2 separate regions of the Mus musculus genome follow, and region 2 is linked to region 1. Evidence: chromatin loops called from intact Hi-C (ENCODE). Cell type or tissue: heart. All regions are shown on one strand. Each heading gives the region's core, and the rest is flanking DNA. Links, peaks and the distances in the headings are about the cores only.

The links. A loop is a pair of places that touch in the nucleus more often than their neighbours do. Peaks named below come from ENCODE experiments on the same cell type or tissue, not always from the same donor. Only the 100,000 strongest peaks of a DNase experiment are listed, where the experiment ranks them.
Region 2: a loop joins it to region 1, with 9 times the contacts of the local background. A loop is called at or near these places in 18 of 42 quality-filtered maps.

Annotation. Positions count from the first base shown.
Region 1 is chr3:121,531,330-121,541,630 of GRCm38, forward strand. A530020G20Rik (a long non-coding RNA gene) reads left to right here and starts at 1,615. Exons shown (of 2, transcript XR_867597.1): 1 at 1,615-1,809; 2 at 2,246-4,878. It overlaps Slc44a3 (solute carrier family 44, member 3), which reads right to left and starts at 1,015. Exons shown (of 15, transcript NM_145394.3): 1 at 832-1,015; 2 at 338-442. The coding sequence starts at 870. Gm38684 (a long non-coding RNA gene) reads left to right here and starts at 248. Exons shown (of 2, transcript XR_376017.4): 1 at 248-611; 2 at 748-1,135. In heart, for the core only: a CTCF peak has its summit at 8,862 (motif pointing right); no DNase peak of the experiment used is centred there; H3K4me3 peaks cover 913 bases; H3K27ac peaks cover 2,132 bases; H3K27me3 peaks cover 2,205 bases.
Region 2 is chr3:121,756,868-121,767,168 of GRCm38, forward strand. It overlaps Abcd3 (ATP-binding cassette, sub-family D (ALD), member 3), which reads right to left. Exons shown (of 23, transcript NM_008991.3): 21 at 8,134-8,238; 22 at 4,548-4,604; 23 at 2,037-3,442. The coding sequence ends at 3,365. Among named protein-coding and RNA genes, the nearest start is that of F3, 38 kb to the left of the region's middle. In heart, for the core only: a CTCF peak has its summit at 5,372; no DNase peak of the experiment used is centred there.

The DNA of each region.
Region 1 (10,301 bases), core at 1,136-9,135:
TGTTGAGAAATACTTGACTGAGGGGTATGGATGATGTAAAAGGACTTCCACTCTGAGAGCTTACAAAGCCAAAGAAGAAAGGCACTGCTGCAAGCTGTGATTCTCCATATCCTAATGGAATTACCCAATAAATCTTGGTCTCCGGCAGGAAGGCAGTCTTCCCAGAGAGTTTAGGAGATTGTGAAATCCCAGAACAAGAATTTCTTAACTCATGGTCATTCTAAACCAATCACAGAAGTTTGTCCTTGCAGCATAAACTTTAAACCAGTAACGTCTAAGACACACTTGTATCTGGACACACACCCGGGATTTAGGCCTGCCAAGCAGCCATACTTACCAAACCAGTCCAAAAGAGAAAGAACAAGACTAGCCACGGTGTATCGGTGCATTTTCTATAAATTTGGGGTCGCCATTCTCTTTGCCTTGTTTTCTCTGCAGAAACCTTCCAGGAAAACGGAGAGTTGAGAAAAGCAAGAGAAACAGTTAGGTGAAATCAACCGAACCGAAACCTCTCCAAAGGCTGCTAAAGCAACTCAACTCTATCACTGGGGAAGATCAGCTCTCTGCAGGATGGATGTGAAACCCCCCCGGGGGCCAAGTTCTTACTAGAGGTAAGACACCCCTCACCCCCTAGTCCCTTGCGCCTTCCTGGCCTCAGCCCAACACTTGTGTCAGGTACTGGGTCCTCAGTGCCAGGTGTCTTTAAAGGAGCGGTGTCACTGAGAGAAAGTGGTTTATCTCCCAAAGGACAGAGGAGCCGGAAGCGTCCTGTCTGTGCAGGTAGGTGCCCGCAGAGGCCGCTTCTCTCAGGACTCAAGTTGTCGCTCTTACCAGGTACTCGGCGCCCAAGCACTGCATGGTACCCGGCATCTGGGATTGGCGGCGGCGGTGGTCGCCTTGCACACGGGACAGAGGTGCGGCGACCGGGCCAAGTGGCCCAGGAGGGGCGGCAGGGCGAGCAGGGCTCAGCGCCTCCTAGAGGTCCAGGGCGCTGGTCCCCTAGACACGCCCTTTCCGTGGTGGCTTTAGGCTGGGAGGACCTGCTGGGAGCGGGGGTGGCACCTGCGCAGCACCGGTTCCCAGGAAGTGCTCCTGACCACTGTGCGACGCCTGGGCCCGTTGCCAGCGCCTGGAGTTAGAAGTGAGGCCTCAGGGATCATTCCTGAGGGCGGGGAGCTTGCAGGGGTGTGTCACACACAGGTAAGTGGTGCTTTGTGTGTGCCGAATCCTGCCCTGAAAGGTTCACCAGTTCTCTTCCAGGCGCATCAAGTTGCAATCTGTTGTCATCCTTGAGCTAAGATCAGACAGCAATGGCGACACTCTGTCAAGGGGCTCAGTGTCTATCATTCCAGCTGCTATTTCTATAAGGCTGAATCTTCTCCAGCGTGAGTCCCAGGAACACAAAGCCCTCAGAGGACTGATTTAATATCTCTCTCTCTCTCTCTCTCTCTCTCTCTCTCTCTCTCTCTCTCTCTCTCCTGTCTCTCTCTCTCTCCTTTCTCTCTCTCTTCCTCCCTCCTTCCCTCTCCCTCTTCCTCTCCCCCTCCCTCCCTCCCTCCCTCCCTCCCTCCCTCTCTCTCTCTCTCTCTCTTTCTCTCTCTCTCTCTCTCTCTCTCTCTCTCCTGTCTTTCTCCTCTCTCCTCTCTCTCTCTCTGTCTGTCTATCAGTAGGTCTCTTTCTCTCCCTTTTGTGTGTGGGGTGCTCACTTCCCTCCTCTTTGCATCATCATCTGATTTTCCAGTGGGCACCCTTTGAAGCACATCCAGTGTGAATGTCCCTGGCAAGAACAGTTTTCTCTTCAACATTCAGGTGGGCACCAAAGCGCTGCTGAGGTGAGGAGTTTTAAAAAGGGCTGCGGAGGACTTTCCTTCTCGGTCCCCTTTCTCTGCCCCAACCCATCTACCTGCCCCTCCACACCGTCAGGCTGCTAGCCCACTAAGTGCAGAGGTCCCGTCATGTTTCAGAAGATATTATTTCGCTCTGGTCCTCTCCGACCTTTGGCTATTACAATCTTTCTGCTTCCTCTTTTGGGATGTTCTCAGAGACTTGTGTGAGTAATTCGGTGGAAGTTAGAGGCGAATAGCATCAGGATATATTGCATGTATGTATAGAAATAGTAAAAGATAGTACAAATATTATATTAAAAAATAACCAGGGAGTGGTTAGAGGGTAATGATCCTTAATGGATCTCTGCTGTGCGGGGAGGAATCCCTTCCAGGCTAATTATCTTCCTTCTCACTCTTAGCTCTCAGAACATTCCTGAATGCAGGCTTCTCAGAACGAGTAGCTGGATTTCCAGGGGGCCCTGAATTCATCCCCTAGAGTCCCCCCTTCAAGTAGACATTTGCACAACTACAGAAAGAGCACAGTTTAGCCACAGCATCTCAAACAAATTAGTACCAGAACCGATGGATGGAGAGGCTTAAATACACACAGCATGTATATTTATATTTACTGTGATGATTACGGTAGTATCGATGAAGCCGGAAAATAAAGATGAAGCAGAACCAAAAAGCTCTGTTAGACATGGAGAATAAAATGATCAGAATGACAGCTTATTTGGCTCCACTTAGTAACAGTGTGGATTAAGCCATGGAAGAGATGTGGCAGAAGCTGAGTAAGAAGGAACGGCAGTGTTTGCGTGACAATCACATCTCTTGTCACATCTTGTCACATCTCTTGGCCTCTGGATATATGAATGACCTGGTGAAGAAACCTCCTACTTTCATCCACCACGTATCTGCACCAGTCTCTTATATGTCTCTTACTCAAGTCTTTTATGGTGCACACCGGTCTTCAGAAACCATTTTCTCCTTTCAAAGTGTGAAGACAATTCTTTGTGTTTCCCTGAAACCTGGTCCTGATGGGTGCTATCTGGAGATGCTCATTGGAGAAAATACCATGTGGTAGATGTGTTTCCTTATATATGACACAAGTCGTAACACTTAGAAGTGCCACTGAATGCTTTTAGTGCCCTTTCTTATGTAAGGTGTCAGAGTGGGAGAAATAATTCCAAGGCACCTGGAAATTCCTTCCCTACATCTTCTCCGCTGATCAACCCTATCTACAGTGTCTTAAATAGACAAACCAAAATAAAAATTTGAGTATATACAGAAGGAAAACTTAAAACACCCTGAAAGAAAACTTGTGACTAATAACTCCGTCATTAGCTATGAATGCCCACTACTGGATCCTATTTGAATCAAAGGCCTGGGAGCGAGGAAGAGCTGAAGCAGGGGGTTTGGAGATTGGGAGATGGCATAGGACAGAGACCTGTAGGACAAATGTCAGCCTCTTGGTGACCCGAGACTAGCACTTTCATTGTCTAGTTGGGTAAATGTCACGGTTGGCAGAGCTCATTTGTCTACTCTGAAATGTGAGAGTAGATTTGCTCTTCACGACTACTGAAAAACAAGAATGTCATCTGCTTTTGCTTCTTGCCAAGTATCTCATACCCATCCCATTAGCAATTAATGTATACAAATGCTTCTAGAAAAAACAACTTGTGATTGATTTCCTAAAGTCTTGCTGCATTCCGCTATGTTTCGCTGAGCCTTTCATGGCTGTGATAGATACCCACACAAACATCGACTTAGAGAAGCAAAGATTTATTTTGACTCGAGGCTTCACTCTACCGTGGCTGGAGGGTTTAGGGAGCTAAGGAACTCTCTGTGATGGCTGGAAAGCAAAGAGAAAGAACCAGGGGGCTCTCTCCTTCCTCCTGCTTGTCTCACCCGAGCCCCCTGCCTTTGGCTGGAGAAAGTCTACATTCAAAGTGGGTGCTCCCTCAGAGTTAATCCTTTCTGCAGGCAGATAAACCCAGAGGAGGGCTTTCCTCCTCCCTGGCGTCCTTCCACTCTATGTGGCGGCAAGGTGAACTGTGACAGCTTACCTAGGCCTTCTTCTCCTCTTCCACCCAACAGTTACCTTGTCTGTTTGGAGAAAATGTGTACAGTTGCAAAGCCAGGCAAGCCACTAACCCCACTCACCACTTGGCTCTGATTTAGAAATTAATACATGGAGATCTTCTCAGGAGAGTTTATCTTGAAGTTTGTAATCCAACAACTCCTCCTACCCACCCCCACCCCCACCCCCGTTCTTGTGAAGCCAAAAAGAAAACAGAGAAAGAAGGAGGCAGGGTACATCTTGGTACACACAGAGAAAGAGTAGCTAATTGTTGTGAATGCGAAAACCTAGGCTGGAGGGCTTTTCCCAGCTCTGAAAACCTACGATTTATAAAAACACATGGCATTTGTATGAAAGCTAAATTGCCAAAGCAAGTGAGTTTTAGCCAAAAGGGGGAAAAGTAGGAGAGAGATGATCAATTAAAGATAACACTTCTTCTTTGAAGAAAAAAGACTAGGAAAGAAAACAAACAAACAAACAAACAAACAACCCGTAGGACTCTTGTAAGGTCCACAGAACAGGAGTAAACTATGCACACTTTCTTATTTGAAAGATTCTAGGCGGCTTCCTACCACAGGGCAGCAGAGCCATTTCTGGTGTACTATGCTTTTTCTCTACAGTTTATTTTCCCTTAGTTCTACAATACTTATTTCCCCCTTAGTCCATATTCATGTTTAACACAAGCTATATTATATAGCATGAGTAAGATTCCTTCCTAGGCCAACCTTGAAAAACCCTGCCAGGGAGGGCTAATGCAGTTACCACTTCCCAGCAGCAGATGGCACTGTAAGCCAGTAGATTTTTTTTCCATTGCTTCTGCTCTAGGTATCTGCTCTTGTATCTACATTTTTTGTTATTCACCTATCAAATATTATTATTATTTCAAAAATTTTAAGGCAGGTTACATTCCATGTATATACTTCATTGCTGTATGCTCCATCAAAACCTATTAAACTGCTGTGGTTTCTCATACGTTTTTATGTTGTCTAGCATATTTTATCTATTATGAAACTTAGCACTGTTTGGGATTGGTTAGCTGATGCCCTACCTTATTGGTCAGGAAGATATGAGGTTATGAAAACTCAGTTCAAGGCCAGACTCTAACACATGCCAGCTGCCTGAGTTGGGCCAAATTTAACGCATTAGTTATCAGCTTCAGTTTTCTTGTCTTTTAAAATGGCCAACTTAGATGAGTCTTCTTTTTCTACAACGTAAGTGGGCTCCAAACAAGCTCCATGACTTCTGGCTGGTGTGAAATACTCTTTGAAAGATTTAGTTAACTGCGATACAAACAGACCCTTTTAATTTGTAATAAACGGGAGAGTTTGTCTAGACTATTTAGTGAATTAGCTTGGGTGGGGAGTTGTTTCTATATCTGGGTGGGGTACATAGACCCCAAAGTACCTGCTCATCATCTCTAATGCTGTGGCTTCAGGGTAGAACTTTCTGGAAGGGGTTTGAATGGACATATTCCAGGGCCACCCAGACTTATCAGTGTGAAAACTCTGATCCAGAATACGACCTTCTATAAACTGCTGTTGCGGTCATTTTGATTGGCTCAGTTCCTGCACCGCTGGTTTATATGGTGACCTACATACTGGGAAACAGAAACCTCTAGAGAAGTCCCTCTGCCCCTTTTGCTTTCCAGCCTGTTGTGCATCTCCCATCTGAGGCAGTTTCCACTTCTGTGGCCGCTTCCTCCTCGTGGCTAGGGAGGAGATGCCTTCTGCACGTGTGGAACAGCCGAGATGAGGACTCCAGACTGCTGAGCGAGCGCTCTAGATAACTGAAGTGTACTTAACTGTTCACTGAATTAAGCCCCTCCCTGAACTTCAGGCATAGACACCCCAGCACCCAGCACCTCAGCAGTTGGAGATGAGGTTTTTAATGTAACCCCTTTAATTTTAGAGTTAAATAAGCGTGGTACTTACGGAGGGTTTCCACCCTATCTACTCAGGGGCTGAACAAGTAGCTCAGTCGATGGAGTATCTGTCTGGCTTGCAGTGAGACCCAACTTTGATTTCCAATACTACATACACCTGCAATCCCAGCGCTTCGGAGAGGAGGCAGAGGAATAGAATTCCAAGGACAGTCTTAGTTATAAGGTAACTAGGAGTCCAGGGTGGCACAGGTGAGACAGTCTCAGCCTTCTGGGTTTTGTTTTTCAAGAAAACAGTTTTCAGCTGTAGCACACACAGAACGGAGGCCTTGTGAAGTCACCAGGAGAAGGCACCGTTTGCAATTCAGGGGTCTGGGCAACAGGCAAGTGTTCTGTGCTTCAAGCCCCCAGTGCTGTGAGGAAGTGCCTTGCTGTTGTTTAAGCTGCCCAGCCTGTGGGGTTTGGTCATGGAAGCCCTAGAAAACGCACCAAGCACTGTTTGCAATTTATTCATACAAATTCAGAACAAAGGCGTCCTGTGTTCTGGCTCAGACTTAGTGCGCAGAGCACCGTGAGAGGTCTCTCTCTCTCTGTGTGTGTGTGTGTGTGTGTGTGTGTGTGTGTGTGTGTGTGTGTGTGGACCTGAGCAGCTCAGGAGGCTGGAGAAGCAGGCTGAGGGGTCCATCTCAGAACAGCACCCAGGGATGTTCCAGCCCCTCAGCCCTGACCTGCATAGGTGCACACATAGTTCCAGCTGCAACTCACCAGTTTCTGGTCACACTGTCATGGCTTCAGTGACACCTTTGATACCTTTCCAAATGTCAACTTGCTTGACGACTTAACTTTGTTCTTTTTCAAACACTTGTCTCGAAGGCAACTCAGGGTGCCCAAAAATTTGTTACACATCTAACCCATCTATCCATCATTCATTTATCTGCATTTCTGTATACTTATTTGTATCTATATGCAAGCGGGGGGAAAAACCCTGCAAGCAGGGGGAAAACTGCAAGCGGGTGTTTCTAAGCCTTGGTGTTACCTGAGAGGGTAAAGGAATGCTGGTCTTTGCTACATCCACTCCAGTAGTGACTTGCTTGACAGGTTTAGAAACCTGGAAGCAGTCCCAAGGAGAAGAGTTTCTTGGAAACTTAGTCTCCTGGAACTGTGGCATCCCATAGCACATATGCTCCAATTTTGTCCTGGTGAATGGATCTGTGTGCTTCCTTTCAGTATTGTTTCGTTATAGGTGCCTCCAAGCAATGACTTGCCAAATACCTAAGCAAAATGGAACTTTGCTTCTTGGCCTTCACCAATACCCTAGGTAGTCCTTGAGCTGACTCTGGTCTTGGTAAGAAAGTTGCCTATTCAGTGACATTCAGAATTGCCTCTAGTATTGTAAGAGAGATAGTGAAAGAAATCAGGCCTTACTATATACTACATAGAGTTAGAAATCTCAGGGCAAGCTTAGCAACGTAAATTTAGAATTTTTTTTTAAAGATTTATTTCTTTATTATATGTAAGGACACTGTAGTTGTCTTCAGACACACCAGAAGAGGGCGTCAGATCTCGTTATGGATGGTTACTGTGGTTGCTGGGATTTGAACTCGGGACCTTTGGAAGAGTAGTCAGTGCTCTTAACCGCTGAGCCACCTCACCAGCCCCAAGTTTAGAATTCTTATTATAGTTATGTATGGCAGACTACATTACTTATTAGTAGAAAGTCCCCACACACAATCACTTAGAATAAAAGCCAAGTCACTCCCATATACAGGAATTTACAATGGTTTAGGAATTAGATCAAGCTGTGGTTTTAAAGTATTGCATTATTCATGAGAAGGTTAGCTAGAACGGAACTCCCTAATTAGAGCCATGACTTGGGCATGAAAGCCCTTGCCCTGGGAGTGTAAAGACCTCACACCTGGCTTCCTAGAATATAGCTGACCTTAGATAGAGCTGACCTTGTCTCAGTTGTTTTATTGCCCAGTTCCTGCCAGTCTTTGTGTTTGCATTCCTGTTTTGTGTGATAGTCATTAAGCATCCAGTAATCTCATTGTACCTTGCCGATGTGTCACCGAACTTCCCTATTTTCTACTGTATAAAAAGTTTGATGCTCAATTTGACATTACATTCAGATCCAACACACTCTCTCGTGTCATGTCTGTTTGTCACCCCATTCTCGCCGACTCTATGTCCACCTGCCGGAACCCCTGACTCCCCACGAATTGAGGGGGGCCGATTGAGCCCGGTCCGTGGAAGGTCTTTAAACTAATTGGTTTACAGCACCTGGTTAAACCATAAGGAGGGAGCGTACATCAAAACCGGAGCACCTTGACCTAGGAAAGACTTAGGTTTTCTTAGCCCACTCTGTTGTTATCAGCTAGCAGCAGCTACTATGTCTATTTTGTTACTTCCAGGGACATTTTGTGATTTTTCTCAGACCTCAAGGGCAGGGGCCATGCCCTTGCCTAAGGGCAAGTTAACTTAGAACGGAGTCTACAGTGCAAATGGACTTTCTTCATAAAAGCCTGTTGCTATACATTTAAAAAAGATCAAGATATTGAAGTATCCGCTAAATATAAACGGCACAGAATCAGAAGAGTTTTTCTGCCTTAGTATTGTGTACAAAGATGTTAGAATAAGAGCTCATCCACCTTCAGCCTTTTCCGGGTGAGTGAGTTCTAATTTTTACTGCTTTCATCTGTTTGCTTTCAGCTCATCTTGGCTATTGTAATGGCCCTTGTCAGAGGCTTTGGTGGGCGCCTCTGAACTGATGTCAGACCGTGGACTGCAAGTCTAGACAGGGAAGAGTAGGAAGCACTAGAGTGCAGGTCATGACCCCACAGATAAAACACTAGATTGGCAGCAGCTGGCCCAGCCAGTCTCCCTGAGGCCGGCTGGGCAGGGGTGGGGGTAGGGGGAGTGGGGGATGGGGGTGATGTGATTGAGAACGGGTCAGGAGCTCCTGGAATCCTGAGCCCAGACACCTGATTTCACTCCCTCAAGTCCCACCCTGCTCTGTGGACTTTCACCCAGTTCTTTCTCCAAATACTTACAATTTAATCCAGAAGATGGAGCCAGAAGACTTCAAGCAGAGCTCATGGGCCTCAGACTCTAAGTAATTATTTACAAGACAAAGTGAGCGGCTGGTGAACTCTACCCAATCGGTTGATTAATGAGAGCTGAGCCACGATTTCTCTTCTACACTAGATATACAAGGCATCTTGTGTTCTGTTTGATTGTCTTGTTTTTGTTTTTCCTCTGGGACAACGGGATCTAAAGAGAAACCCAGGAGGAAGCGCAAAGGACAGAGAGAGAGAGAGAGAGAGAGAGAGAGAGAGAGAGAGAGAGAGAGAGAGAGAAAACAGAGGTAATCACAGAAGTCATGGGGAGAGAGGCCCCGCTGAGCCCTGAAAGATGAGCCTGCTTTAAGATACAGTTAATCAGCTCCAAACTGAATCTCATGGAGCATTTTGTAGGGTGGAAGCCTTGGAAAACAGCATCTTAAACTGTCTCTTACGTGTGTGTTTAGGCAAAACCTCATTGTCTTCTTTCTCATTTTAGTGCTGGGGTCTGAACCCACGGCTTTATGCACCCTAATCATTTGTTCTGCTGCTGGGCTCAACTTGTTGTATAAATAATCAAACTTGAAAGGGAATATTATGTTAGCAAATGTATTAGAGCGATAGTGAGGACAAGATACAGTCCTGGGGAGCAAATTCAGAGGCCTCATGATACTGTACATCGGGCTGGAGAGATGACTCAGCAGTTAAGAGCACTGATTGCTCTTCTGAAGGTCCTGACTTCAAATCCCAGCAACCACATGGTGGCTCACTCTGTAATGAGATCTGACGCCCTCTTCTAGGGTGTCTGAAGACAGCTACAGTGTACTTCCATCTAATAAATAAATAAATCTTTAAATAGAAAAGATACTGTACATCACACAGGCAAGAGTTCAGATTGTGGGGCTGGAGAGGTGGCTCAACGGTTAAGAGCACTGATTGCTCTTCTGAAGGTCCTGAGTTCAAATCCCAGAAACCACGTGGTGGCTCACAACCACCCGTAATGTGATATGATGCCCTCTTCTGGTGCGTCTGAAGTCAGCTACAGTGTACTTGTGTATAATAATAAAATCTTTGGGCTTGGAGCGAGCAGGGCTGACCGGAGTAAAATTTAATTTCCAAAAACCACATGAAGGCTCACAACCATCTGTACAGTTACAGTGTACACACATACATAATTTAAATAAATAAATCTTAAAAGAGCACTGACTGCTCTTCCAGGGGTCCCGAGTTCAATTCCCAGCAACTACATGGTGGCTCACAACCATCTGAAATGGGATCTGATGCCCCCTTCAGGTGTGTCTGAAGACGGCTACAATGTACTCATATACATTAAATAAATGAACCTTTAAGAGAGAGAGAGAGAGAGTATGGAGTTGTTGAGGAGGCAGGAGTAGATCTAGGAGGGAAATGCCAAGATACATTGTATGAAATTCTCAAAAAACTAATACAAATATTAT
Region 2 (10,301 bases), core at 1,083-9,082, 230 kb after region 1:
AATGAAGGCATGATGACTTCCTGTCCATAGCTAATGACACAGAAAGGAGAAAAAACAAACAAACCAAATAAACAACAAAAAACCACTTACAGTGGAAACAAAAGGGAATTTGAGCAGAACCTCAATTTTTTAAAAAAAGTCCCACTTCAAAATATACCAAAAAAAATACACCTATGAATATCCTTATGGCTTACATATATATGCATATATATATATATACACACACACATATACATGTGTGTATATATATGTATACACACACACACACACACACATATATATATATATATACACACCTAAGAATATCTTTATGGCTTACATATACATATACAGAAGAGAACCCAGCACCCACTAATGGCTAGGCAAAAAGCTCATTCAGATGTTTAGACATAGCCATAAGAGAAGGAACTGTTGTCTCTCCATCGGTCGATCTCACAGTACTGAGAGAATTAAGTCTTGTACAAAAGGGTACCATGTATCTAAAAAGAGTTAGAAAAAAAGGAAAAAAAAACAGGTAAAGTTAGACTGTAGGATACAAGTAGAAGGCCAGTAACTAAGAAAAAGATGGAAAGGAGGCTTTTGAATGATAATAAATTTCTATTTCCTGATTTCAATTGTGGACATGAACAACAACAAAACCAGTGCTTAAATTTAAGGATACTTCTGTGCCTGTGCTGCCACAGAGTGTTTACAGTTTTAAAAATGATTTAACTATGGGGGGGGGGTAAGAAGGTAGGTGGTAGGGACCACCCAACGCTGACAAGCTGGGGCACACACCTGTAGTCCCAGTACTCGGGAGGCAGAGCCAGGTCAGCTGCAAGTTTGAGGCCCACCAGGGCTATGCAGTGACCAACCATTGTCTCAAAAACCAACCAGCCAAACAAACAAACAAACAAACAAAAAACTACTCAGTGTTTAAATAAAACACTGTGAGTATCAGCTTCTCAATTAGTAATGTCATATCCAACAACAGGACTCAGTCGCTAGACACGGCTTAAGGTTTTAAAAACTAAGCTTAAAGGCCTGGAGAGATGGCTTAATGGTTAAGACAATTGACTGCTCTTCTAGAGGTCCTGAGTTCAATTCCTAGGAACCACATGGTGGCTCATTACCATCTGTAATGGGATCCAATGCCTTCTTCTGGTGTGTCTGAAGACAGCTACGGTATATTCACATACATAATTTTTTTTTAAAAAAAAAGGAAAAATGTTTAAAAAAAAAAAAAAACTAAAAGCTTTAAAATGATGTAAGAAAATGGGACAGCTGTACTCAGCAAGTATCTATCACTGAGAGCCACCACCTCACTCCAGCAACGCTGAGCAACACTGTTTACATACTTTCTCATTAGATAAAAGAACTGCAGGACACAGAGCAACACAAACCTCATCTGCAGAAGGCCATCCACGACGGTCTTCCATTTACTGATTTCTCTTTGGGGTTAAGCCAGCGTTCTCGGTGTAATCTGTGACAATCGTGCAGAGGACGACTGAGCACCGCTCTCTAGTCAGCCCTGGGAAAAGCATCCCCACGCTAGAGTACACAGGGGTTCTCCTGGAAGACCTGCCTCTCTGCCTCAAACGGTGAGGCACTTTACTATTAGAGGAAAACAGGAAATCCCCGATCAGGAGGTAGACAAGAGGTTGAACACGTCTGCTGGCAGCCTTGCGGTAGGTAGCCTAGCAATCTGAAAACGTGTAGTTTCCCTGTGCCTTAAAGCCTTTCCAGGACACGATAGCCTTTAGCCTTCCTGGCCATCTGTTAGCATTTGTGAAGTGTAAACATTTGGTGAGGATTTTCTAAGAAAGAAATGCACATTTAAACATGTACATTAATCACAGCACTCAGGAGGAAAAGGTAGGCAGATCTCTGTTGAGTTCAAGGCCAGCCAGAGCAACATAGGAGACCCTGCCTAGAAATATAAAACAAAATCTTTTAAAGCTCACTTAATAAGGTAATGTAAAAAGACCGCCTGGGTGCTGAAAGCCCTTTCTGAATGTCAACATTCAAAACCAAGAATAAAAAAGGTCAGGCACATGTTCTGTAGGTTATCATTTTTTTTTTTTAATCTGAACAGAAAATAAGTACACAAGTTTGCTAAGGAGACATGGTAAAACTGAATGTGATGCATTTATGGAATCAATACATCAGGGTTATCTTGGTAGCCAGTGATTGTGAGTTATGAAGAAACAAGACCATTAAATGCCCCTTTCAGAGCCCACTCAATCAAACCGATTTCACAACTACGTATGATCACGTTCACTCTCAGCCCTCCTTTGTGGAAACAACAGTTAGTCTCTAATGGTTCCGGGGAGCCAGAGCCGATACAGGAGTAGTTGTCCAGGAGTCAGAGACCGTTCCTAGGAAATGTCATTCACCCATGTGCATGAGAATGGCTTAGCAGTTTTACAAACTGAAACCACAGACAAGGACGGCAGCAGCGTTGCATGCTCAGTACACTACGTCATATAGTGCCTCTACACTCATGTGGCGCTCACCATTATACAACCACATTTCTGATGAGACTGTCCATCTCTTCACAAAATCCAAAATCCTCCTAAGACCTTGAGCTTCACACAGGAGATTATGTCTGAACATTCCAAACACTGGTCAGACTGGTACAACAGGTAGCAACCACAGGCTGTAAGCACGGCTGCATACACACTGTTGTACACCACATACACACTGCTGTGCACCATGAGAACCTTCAAAACAACTCAGTCCAGCGGACTGAGACAGGTACATTTATTGTTTAGCTAGAGAAACCCCAAATGGCTCTCCTGGAGTCCAATGCACTTAAAGGCATGTGTGAGGAATGAGAATAAACACAGCAGCTAAAGAAACCCGCCACTGTGTACCGAACGCTATCCTGTAACGATGGAATATGTTTCAATAAAACATTGTGATTGGTCTGGTTCCCACTACCATGGGGCATAAGAAATGAAACTCAAGACTACTTTGTTAGAATAGAACAGTTAATGACCCCAGTTTTAAACAGGGTTCTTCATGAAAGAAAAAGACAGAGCCATAAAAGTCAAATTAGCTGACTTCAAATGGTTTACATCCCAGGATGAATCAGGTTACACTGATTTAAGCCCAATTTAATTCAGGCAGGTTTTTTAACCACAAGAATAAGGACATTCTTAGTACATAATTAATAATTAAACCAACATATACACAATTAGCAATATCCTATACAATATTAAATGTTTTAACATGTTTCAATTATCCTATATCTAGTCAATTTGTTGCTTTGTTTTTTTTAAAAAAAAACAAGCTTAACTTTATTTTACAATGCATCTTGCATTTACAAATGCATTCTGTTCATTATCTTGTTTTGAAGCAAATGAAGTTCTTGAGATGGTCTCTATGATCCGAACTCAACTGTATCTTCTGTGATCTTTTTGAATTCATAATTGCCTCTCCCATCCATATGCAGGTAGTACTAGGGGAGAAAAAGGAAAGTCAGAGACTAAGAACAGGTATGTTTCCCCATTTCGGAGAACTAAAACAGACTTTTGCACGTTTCTAGTCAATGCACAGGCATCCCACAAAAGAAGATGCTTTCACAGCTCTGAATTGCAGCTCAGAGCTACTAGGATGACCGGTGCCAGAGCCTGGGTGGCTCACCAGTGCAGCACTGACTGCTTCATGGTCAGCTACCACTCTCCACTTGAAAGACTCTTGTTTAGGTTCAGCAGAGACGTGAAGGAGTTATACGTGTGCCCCCAAAGACACAGAACAAAGCCTTCTGTTTCTAGTTAGTGAGTGTCTATATATAAAGATATGTTTTCTGTTTATTTTCTGTTTGCTATTTTTTAGCTGCTTCGTGTTCCTTTCCCTTACACGGTGGCTGTTCTTACACACATGAGGCCTAGGGCTGGATCCAGCACAGGGAAGGAGGAGGGGAGGAAAAGGGGGAGGGTAGGAGAGGGGAGGGAGGGAATAGCAAAGTTTGAAAAGGAAAGATAAGAGAATCAGAGAGAAGAAAAGAGCTCTATTCTCGACATTCCCCCACTAACCTTGAGGACACTACCCAGAATCTATAGCACTTCCTGTACTACTTCGAACTTCAGCACGGTGTCTGGTAAGTGGCTGGGACTATCTAACAGATCCTATTTTATTATACTACAAACATGGCTGGCATTATGCTATCTTTCCCTTATAGTCCTGACCGCTACTGAAAATGCTAACAAAATTTTGCCATCTAATTGTTAAGACTTTCTGCTCTTCTGTCAAACCTGAATGGTAACGACACAGCTCATTTACCCATCGCTATTACACAGCAGTCACTTATGACACTAGAGACCTAACTGCTCTCTAATCTCAGTAGAGCTAGAGATTGTTATATACATTCTCGCTTCCAAAACTGACAACAATAATACCAAATCAAGTCCCACTGTATACTGTAAAGCTCAAACCACCCTTTTCCATAAAATGTATGCCCACATGGTGACGTGACCATGAAATCTAAAATCAGTCAACAAAATTCACATATTTACATAAGATTCATAAAATTCATCACTCCGTACAAGGGAAGAAATACAAACCTCGTGGTGCTTCCAAAGGGACTTTCTGTGTGAAACGGTAAAGAGGGTGATGCCAACCTAATTCAAAGATTCAAAGAGAGGGTTATGTCACATCGGGATGGCAAGCCGCAAACACATGCTTCTAAGTTCTTAGATACCACGTTCAGTGGCTACAGTGAAGAATTAACGATAAAACATACCCTACATTTGATTTATTATGAAATGGTAAGATACGGACAGCAAAAGATTAAAGTCAGGAAGTCACTGCTTCCAGATGTGCAGTTCCCTACTGTAGTCTCATCTTGGAATTATGTCTTGGGGTTCAGAGTTGGGAGTAATTATTCCATTGCTTCTAGAAGGTTCTAAGCAGAATTCTGCATGTGTCTTCAGTAATGTATACAAATACTGACGCAAATGAGACAAAAAGTTGTAAAAAAAAATCTTCAAAGTTTGGATTAGGTTTTGCTACCCAATAAGCTTACTATAAAACATAATAAAAATATTTCAGTCTTGGTCCAGAATTTCTAACACAGTTCAGATTTTTAGATTTTTGAAGAAACATCACTGTAGTTGTTCTGGATCAGTGGTTCTCAACTGAATGGCAAGCTTTTACATATATATATATATATATATATATATATATATATTATATGTATAATATAATATATATTTACACATATATATATTATATGTAATATATTATATGTATATATACATCTATATATACATCTATAAAATATATATAATATCTGGTGGGCATTCTGGTAATGACTGAAGACTTTTTTTTTTTTTTTTTTTTGGTATGCTGAGAACAATACTGCCATCTAACGGACAGCACTAAAAGTGCTGCTAAACACAGTCCTAAGGCCCAGGAGAGTCCTAGCCACTGCCTAGGAGTTACCCAGCCAACACAGATGACTGGGAGGACACTGCCTTAGATCCTCAACACACACCTCTCACCTTTGGGAGAATCAGCAAACCTTCACCATGATTTTTTAGTTTCATTGTATTATTTATTTTTTTCTCAGCACTTTTTTTATTGGCTATTTTATTTACGTTTCAAATGTTATCCCCTTTCCAGGTCTCCCCTCTGGGAACCCCTATCCCTCCCCCTCCCCCTTTCATTTTATTTTTTAAAAGGATTTATTTATTTTTATTTTATGTGTGTGACTGCTTAGCCTGCATGTAGCCTCCAGTGCCCTTGGCGGCTAGAAGAGGGTGTGAGATCCTTTGGAACTGGAATTAAAGGCAGTTGTGAAACACCATGTGGATTCTGTGAACTGAACCCAGGTCCTCTTGTAGAACTGTAAGGGCTTTGAACCAATGAGTCATCTCTCTAGACCCTAATCTTATTTTCATTTTGATAATACTCTTAAAAGATTAGCCTAAGTAAATTCTGAAAATTTCTGTCACGAAATTTTATGACTAAATTATTCTGCTGGCACCAAGTAGTACCACTTAAACTGTGCCACAAGTTTGGCTGCCAATGTGCAAATTAGGAGCTGCATAAGAAGATATGCACATTATCAGCTTTCATATTTCAACTGTATCAAAAGCCTACTGAGACTTTTTTTTTTCTATTCCTGATGTTTTAATTGGATTAGGGTAGGCATAGTGTGTATTAGAATTACTTAGGCCAAAATACAAAAGTAAAATCTAAATGGTAAGATCCAAACACCGGATGCTCGTGGCTTGGATTCGGCAAAGCAGCCACCGTTCTCTTTAATGTCATTGAGCTCAAGTGCTGCTTTATGTCATTTGTAAATTTACAGTTTGGTAGTTAGAAAAAGGTCTTGGGCTTGCAAGAAGCCCTAGTGGGCAAGACACTTGCCACCACGGCTGACAATCTGAATCAATTCCTGGACTGACGTGGTGGAGAACTGCCTCCTACAGCTGTCCCCTGACCTACATGAGCGCCATGCATGCAACAGGTTCCAAAGCAACAGTTTTTAAAGGTTCTAAACTTAAGGGCCCAGCCCTCTTCCTCATAGCCAGTACAATGTTAAATGACCATCAAAGGCTCAGGTAAGTTCTCTTCCCTCAAGTGGAATGTATCTTACAGAGCCACACATCTTAAAATCAAAAAAGGCAACAACATAGAATTGTCAGGGAGAAGCCTTCAAGCCAAATCCAGTCTATATGACCTTATGCATGGAAACACTGCAGACATCTCTAAGCCTAGAAAACTGGAAACCACATACAAATTACTAAAGAGGACTCAAGAAGAGAAACAAGCCATTAAAGAAATACAATCCCAGTTCAATCAACAATCTTCCAGTGGAGAAGACCCTTGCGGACCCTCTCGACAGCACACCACACGTCATCCTTTCACACACCTGAGTTACGTGACAGTTTGTTAATACGCTGCTTTACTTTGCAAAGTTCAAGATTCCACACTTCTAACAACTTCCAGGTACTGCTACGGCTGCTGATCCACAGCATCCTCCAAGTGGCAGGGAGTGTATGTGTGTGTGTGCATGTGGATGTGTGTGCGTGCATGTGCGTGCATGTGTGTGTGTGCATGCGCACGCATGTATGCACATGCAAGAGTGTGCATATATACATGGCTTATTGTAAACTCCCCAAATATAAACTGTTAAAATACTCCTGAAACTCATTTAGTCACACAGAGTAACAGAATATACTACTATTTTTCAAATCTACCAAGAGTTCATCAGGACTAGTGAACAAGTATGTAAATAATGGCAGCACAGCTTACCTCCTGTTTATCAACTAAAAGAAACTTGTTTTAGATAATACTATCCAAATAAAATAAACCAAATAAATTAAAAACTAACAAACGAAGGGTGGAGAGATGCCTCAGGGTAGAGCACCTGCCGTCCCCGCATGAGCACTGGGTTTTGGCGGTGGGCATGGTGGGCGGCCTGTAAACCCAGATCAACCTGTGTTCTCCACACACCCCCTATGCATGCACACACATACAAGCACAGCAGGTACATATGCCACAAACACATATGTACACATAAAATAAGAATGTGAAAAGATTTAAGTTAGCATATGGTAACTGTTGGTTTTTCTTAATTTAAAAAATGATATATAGGTAACGTTAATGGGACAAAAGAAATACCAGCGTTTTTGTTGTTGTTGTTGTTGTTGTTTTGGTTAACTGAGTAAGTAATAATGTAAAAGAGATTTAAACACTATATCACAACTAAGAAATTGCTAAGATTTAGAATGCATGGATAATTTCTTATAATCTGTTTGTATCTATAAAGTTGTATTTTTAAATTTTCTTTAAAGATTAATTTATATAAATGAGTTTACTATAGCTGTCAGACACACCAGAAGAAGGCATCAGATCCCATTACAGATGGTTGTAAGCCACCATGTGGTTGCTGGGAATTGAACTCAGGCCCTCTGGACGTGCACTCAGTGCTCTTCACTCTCCAGCCCTTATAAAGCTGTATTTAGAATACACTGATAGCTCCATGCACTCTGTGTATATATTAGTTACCAGTTTAGAGACAATGCTAGGTATTACTTCTCAGTAGCATTCTCGTTGCTTGGAATTCCCTCTGGGCCAAGCCTGCAGTGGGTGTGTGTGGCACACAGACGCTCCAGCACAGCCCCTGTGTGTGACGCTTACCTTTCGACAGTGGCTGTAAATGTAGTCCTCCACATCCACACTGACCGCACTTGTGCATTCATCCAAAATGGCAAACTGGGGTTTATGATAAAACAGTCTTGCCATCTAAAGTATAAAAGGAAATAATCTGTATAAATAGAGATTGGCCTAAAGGTGAAGCTAATAAAAAAAAGATAAACTTACTTCAGTAAATATGCTTTTTGAGTCTTCGAGAGCTAAATATTAAAGTTATTCTTAACTAAAAAGCATCATCCCAGAGACAGAAATAATATAAATAAAATGAATTATTTTTACTGTCATCTTAAACAAAAGGAGAAATATGTATGTGAGAAATATGTATTGCTAAGACAAAACAAACAAACACTTGTGTGAGATGGAACTCAGTCTTAAGATGAACGGTCAACAAACAAGTTTTGTGCTTTAGCCAAACCTTAGAATTCAGACCCCAGATGGCTCAGATGCACAGCCTCCCCCTGTTGCTTAAGTAAGGGCATCTGCTGGTGCTCACTGACTGCATTCTAGTGGCCCTGCCAGGTCGGCCTGCTTGGTCAGGAAGTGTGCTGTCTCTGAAAGCTGCTGGCCTTAGAAATGAACCCAGGAGTGCTAATCCTTTCATTTCTTTCATTAGCAGGAATGTGGAACATTTTCTCTCACTTAATATTCCAAATGTATTCTTTTTCTGGAAATGTTCTGCCACTGTCCCCAATAGAAATCTTCATGTTGCAAAACCAACAGACATGTCCCTCACCCTAATCAACTTATCTTCTGAGAAACATTCTCCTCAAGGCACTCCGTCTCTGAGAACAGCGAGGGCACTGGGGTCCTCCCCTCACGGCGTTCTCCGTCCTCTCTAGTACTTTCCCACTTGGCCATTCAGTGTGTGTACGTGGGGTTCCTCAGAACTAAATCCCAGATCCTCTTCTCTCTCAGAGCTAGGAGCGAAATCTTCCTGGCCCCTTTCCTACTCTCCCTCTCATCCACTCTTTCTTCAGTCTCACGGAGTTTAGAGTACACACTCCTCATCCCTGCCATGCCCTCATCTCAGAGAACACTCATCTTCTGCCTGCATGACACACCACCCTCCTGCTCTGCTTTTCACTATTCTTTTCACTATTCTTTTCACTATTCTTTTCACTATTCTCCATGTGACCAGGGAGCATCTACTACATATGTAACTCAAAGAACCCCACTTGACAAAAAGTTCTCCACAGCTTCCCCTTTCTCATCTTCAAGGTCCTGTTCCCCTTCCTCCTACCATGCTCTGACCTCAGCATCTAGCCAGCACTATCTCTTCCATCAGCCACTAGGAGAAAGATGTCTGGGTCTTAGAGGTTCTGTCATGTCTCTCTTTCCTTCTCTTTTTGCTGTTGTGTTGCTTGCTTCTGTTTGATAGAGGCTCTCACTCTAATTAGCCCAGGCTAGCCTAAATTCATGGCAATCCTACTGCCTCTGACTCCAGAATGCTTGGACCATGCCTATGCTATCACAACAGGTGTATCTGCTCTTAAGTCCCAATATCTGACTCTGGTCCGGACATCTTTCAAGTGACTGCTTAAGTCACTTTCTCGATCCAAGTGCGCCCTTTATAGAACTGCTGCATATGGCAAACTTGAGCTTATCTTTCTTTGTGTGGTTGCCTTAGCTGTAAGATTCACTAAAGTAGAAACCATGATGAAACTGCAACAATATGCCTGACACTACCCACAGCTGTTCTATTCAAGTACACAGCAAGTGAATAACTAAATGAGCTGCTTTTCTGAGGCTTACACCTGTGTGCATGGAGCGAGGAAGAGGAGGCATCAGGCATTATCACAGACTGTGCACTGACGGTGTTTCACAAGGGCCTCTCTGCTCCACAAACTATTCTCACCGTGTGTGTGTGTGTGTGTGTGTGTGTGTGTGTGTGTGTGTGTGTGTGTGTGTGTGTGTCTCCATCTCCCCCCATGCTGTCAACTATTTGACTCCACAAAATAAGGAAGTTGTAAGGTAAGTATTCAAACCGACATTCTGTCAGCTGAGGTTGATAAGCGGTCTTTCACACATTCTAACGTTAGCTGTCTGCTTGGCAAGCCCAAACTACTAAAGTACAGTTTCCTTGATATTCACATTAATAATTTCATAGGACTGTTTTAAAGATATAGTTAGTGTGTTAGCCTTTGTAATCTGCT